2 separate regions of the Homo sapiens genome follow, and region 2 is linked to region 1. The links are chromatin loops, found by intact Hi-C in ENCODE. Cell type or tissue: IMR-90. All regions are shown on one strand.

Region 1 (2,500 bases):
CAACAAATAAAAACTCCATAAGTTTTTATGGCTGCATTGAAAATGGTAGGAAATTAGGTAAATATTAGAGGGAAAACTAAGAACAGGATATAGGTCAAGCATTTTGATACAGGTATTATTTGACTTCTGTTCTTCTATCACCAATCTCCATATACCAAAGAAGAAAAGGTTTTCAATATAATTGTAAGTTGGAAAGTAATAACAAGAACATAGTATCTTAGAAATAATGGCAACTGGTACCTATTAACTCATCAAATCATTTCATGTGTCTATGTTCACACTGAGAAGGCAACATTCTTAATATCATCTAGCTCACTATTATGCAATGAACCAGTCTGGAACTTTATCCAGGATAAATCATGTGATATTTATGTTTGCATATTTTTTAGTTCAAGTGAAAATAAGCCAAAAATCTAAATTGAACGTAAAAGCAAGGGGAAACTAGGTTTTAAAGAAATGATGAATAGGATGTGATAACACTTCAATCTTTGAGAAAGGGGATATGAGATCACTGAAGAGGGGCTGCCTAACAGAAATGCAGGGTTCTAAATTCTAATTTTTGAAGAACATTGGTCCTAAGCTATCCTTCTATGAATAAAATATACTCTTTGGGGGTAAAAACTGTGTAAATGGGATAGGCTATATTGTAATTAACAAGCAAGAGGGAGAATAACAAATCACTCATGCTCTCAAAGCCCATACTTACAAAGAGAAAACAGGCACCGATCATTGCTGCTTTGACTGTTACATCTAGATCTGCAGGAACATGAATTCCGAAATTGTCAGCATTTGTGAAGACATCATTTACAAATCCTGACCAGTACTTTGAAATCTTCCCAATTGTAAGCTTTTCATTAATGGTTTTCACCTTTAGAAAGAAAATAAGGAGTATTAAATTTGACAGTGAAAAAAGTTGGTTTTATACTTCTGAGGGTGTTTACTTCATGAGAGATTTGAATTATTTTATTTGTCATCTTCAAAATGACAATTCCATGTTATTCATTCCATCATATAAGCATAGGTTTGTAAATTTAGCTTTTCAGTTTACTTTTTAGAAACTTTGCTTTTTTGACAGTTTTCTAGTCCATCATAATTCTTTTTCTTTTTTGTATGCAGATGGAGAATATCAGGATAAATAATTAAGGCTCAGCCACCACAAGATGGCAGCAGGTACATAGTTCAATTGTATCATCTAAGCATGAAGGCGATTTCTTTACTTGAGGTCCAGATTTTAAACCTGAATTCTCCATCTTAAAAATGTAAAAGAAGATATGTTTGAAAAAATATTTCAGAAGGAATTAAATTAATTTCTAGGCATAATTTGTAAACTTTCAAATTTCAGTTGCTAAAATTTTATAATTATTAAAACATTTAAATATTATTGGCCATTGTTAAATCACATTTTTATATTATACTCAGACATTTATTAGGTCAATACTTTCTAACAAATCCTAAATCCTATTTTTACATTAAAAAAATCCTCCTGGTTAATGTACCATATAGGAAGTTAAGACCAACTAGACATCAATCAGTCCTTCTCAGCTAGAAGGAGTTCACAAATCAACTTTATCAGCTATTTGTTTGTTTATTCTGCTTCCCATCCTGATGCTGAAAGTAATTCAAGAGAAACTATCACTTTTTTCAGGGTAGTAAAAGATAGAGAATAGAGAGGGTTACTTAGGACATTTCTATAGCATGAATGCTAAAACTCTTATGTTTAAAGTCCTCCTCAATCATATTACTCGTAGGAAAGTCATGCCAAATCCTTTGGGGATAGGGTGAAGTTGGAACAGCTCAGTTTGCAAAATTTGCATTGTATTCTACGTGCATAGTGTTTCCTGAAGTCCTGAGAACTAAATGCCCTTGCTGAGATATTTATGTATGAATGGATGAAAAATAAATATACACTTTCAATTAGGCTGTCTCCTCTACCTAAGTTGTATGTCCAGGACAACCTGTTAAGATAGTTTATATTGCTACAGATCAAATTTACAACTTTCTATTTTTTAAATATTCAATTTATACAAATACGAGAATAAGGTTTTTTTTTGTTTTTTTTTTTTGTTTTTTTTACAAAACTAACTTAGCAAGTCTTAGAAACACAGCTTTTGAGTTAATGCTGTTTTAATGTAACGTGCTGCTGAAATGAGATCTAAACTGGGATATGTGATCTCAAGGCCCATAGGAAAGAAGATACATAATTTAGGTGATTCTAAACTGTATATATTGGCTTTATTGCCATGTGTCCTGTGATTCTACATAAATAAAACATACTGAAACAAGAATGAAGTGCTAATTTTCAAAATCAGGAAATATTGGTTATCTTAAAAAGGCAAAGCTATGTGTCCAAAAATTTTTGATGTTCAAAGTCTTGCACACATTAAAATAGCAACACATTTACTATTCTAATCAAAGAGATATAGTAGCTTTGTCCATAGAACACATAGAATTATATTTAGCTAAACATGCTTTTATTATAGTAAAATTTATTAATATTACT
Region 2 (2,500 bases), 800 kb before region 1:
TACTTAATAATTCCGTGTAATCATTATATATACACATACATATAATGCAGATGGTGTTGAATCCATTTTACGTGGTGATGTATAATCTGCATTTGATTTTCACTAACTTTATAGTTTGACCAGTTGCTCAGACACTAAATATTCTATCACATGGTTTTATGACAACTAATATTCTCAGTTATATAGTATATATAATTAAAATGTTAGACTATTTCAAATGTGTCATATTATAAAAATTCTACTGATTTGAAACACTTGAGCTATCTAATTAACTCAATACTCAATGAGCAGGAACAACAATCCGTTATTACTGTCAAATAAATTTAATGCTCTTAAATGATTTTTTTAAACAAAAAGAAACAAGAATTCCAGTTAATGCATAATTCCTATATGCCCATGGAGAAAAGCAGCTGCTTCTTCAAGGAATCTTCATAGTTATAAGCTGTAAACACTCTCAGAAACATTTTTAGTAAAAAAGAAATTTATATTATCAGAAAGCTTCTGAGATCCAGTAACCAATAAGATCAAACTACTCCATATACAGGATTTAACTTCTGAAGTATTTAATATTTAGAGTAGTAATATTTTATCCTTTGTGTGTGTAGATACATATTATATATGTAAATATAATATATCCTTATTTTAATAAATTAATTTATATAAATTAATCCTGTCAATCCTCATGAGAAACTTGGGAGGCAGTTTGAACACATGCTTCTCCTATTTGAAAAATGAGAAAATTCCTTCACAGAGAATATAATTGGTTATATCAAGGTCATACTACTAATTATGACAGAACTGAGGACAGAGCCCAGGCTCCTGACCACCAAACATCATTTTAAGGTGCCAAAGAACAGAAAGATTAAACATTGTCTTCAAATCAGAAGCACAATCCGCAGAGCAAAATTCACCACAGTCATCTTGAAAGCAATATTATCTCTAAAATAGTAAAGGTAACAACAGCACGTGAATCACTTATCAATATATCTGACAGTTTTCAGACACTGTAAAGGGGCACTTTTTATTAGTAGTCGTTCTTGTCGTCATCATAGTAATAAAAGTGGATGTAACCCTACTTACTTCATTCATGGATCAATGGCCTTTACAATACTACAGTATCTTAAGTCCAAGTTTGGTATTAAGGTTTATTATGTTGATCCTTGAAGTGATTATTTATCTCTGTTACCTAACTTTCCAAAATATTATATATATAGTTCTCCCCAAAAAAGGAGATTTTAATATTTATCCGTATTTATCCAAATAAAATAAAAATGTACTCTACTAGCAGAAGCAGTTATATTAAGTATTAGTTTTGAAGGAGTCTAATCAAATCACAGCAATAAATGACATTACTTGAAAATAATATAATGATATGAGTAGAAATAAAGATAATTATGGGAGGAAATGGTTCCCATTTGGTAAATTACCCACAGAATGTGTTCACAAGCATAAAGATGAATGTGCTGTGTGCTAAGTTGGCAGGGAGACCAAATACGCACATTTCTCATTTTGTCATTACTACTGTTTTATACTATTTTTTTTAAATATCACAGACAGTTTAAGCGTCATTCTTCAGATTAATTTGAACCAGGGATTATCTTCTTTTGGAAGAATATTTGACTCACTTTGTTACATCATTTCAGAGACAGGCTCATATCCCCACCTGCTACTGATAATTCACAATCCTCTAACTGAAACAAAGATTTGTCATTTCACAGCAAAATGTAAGGAAGTAAATGTAATCATCCCTTGAATGACATCAGGAGAAATTAAATTTCAGTAGTTGAAGTAAAAAAGAAAATTCACTGATACAAGATCCTTTCTGTTATCTTTGTGCCTTGACCTTAGTAAGACTCTACTACCAAGATGATGGACAGGTTAGAGGAAAGACATGTGGATTGTGCAACTTTTAAATTCACCTCTGTACTAAGAAATGTTCCTCAGAGGAATGTGCCTTGGAGATTAGAGGACAGTAGAGAGGAGTGAGAATGTATAGTAACAGAGAAAGTGAAATTCATCTGACACAAACTACAAAGCTAGAGCTCTACAATTTTTACCTAAAACAAAACTAAGCCTTAATATTTTATGTTTGCAATTCATTTTAGACTAGTATTTAAAATTTCTCTCATGTGTTATATTTTTCAAAATTAATTTCAAATTGTGTTTCAAATATATTTTTCACTTAGTATTATTAGTTATCATGAATTTCAGTAGTTATTTTTTCTTGGTTTTATTTACATAACTATTTGCAACAGATTCATTATTTGAGTATTATTTTTTGTTCTTTGTTTTCCCACAGAGCTTAATTCTAATGAACCAAATAACTTTTGCACTGTAAAGAATTCAAACTGAATGTGTGTCATAATTGTCACTCACATGAAATACTGTTATTTATTTAGTTTTACATGTGGAATTTACAGTCAGTACTAAATTTATTGAAAATTATGCCAAATAAAATTATATCTCCAAACACTTCCAGAACTTTCCAGAAAACATATTT

What was found. Peaks named below come from ENCODE experiments on the same cell type or tissue, not always from the same donor. Only the 100,000 strongest peaks of a DNase experiment are listed, where the experiment ranks them.
Region 2: a loop joins it to region 1, with 2.8 times the contacts of the local background. A loop is called at or near these places in 2 of 110 quality-filtered maps.

What each region holds. Positions count from the first base shown.
Region 1 is chr3:146,588,947-146,591,446 of GRCh38, forward strand. PLSCR5 (phospholipid scramblase family member 5) reads right to left here. Exons shown (of 8, transcript NM_001085420.2): 6 at 707-868. PLSCR5-AS1 (PLSCR5 antisense RNA 1) reads left to right here and starts at 656. Exons shown (of 2, transcript NR_046698.1): 1 at 656-842; 2 at 1,117-1,379. In IMR-90, a CTCF peak has its summit at 1,168 (motif pointing right); no DNase peak of the experiment used is centred here.
Region 2 is chr3:145,783,960-145,786,459 of GRCh38, forward strand. No RefSeq gene overlaps it. Among named protein-coding and RNA genes, the nearest start is that of LNCSRLR, 280 kb to the right of the region's middle. In IMR-90, no CTCF peak of the experiment used is centred here; no DNase peak of the experiment used is centred here.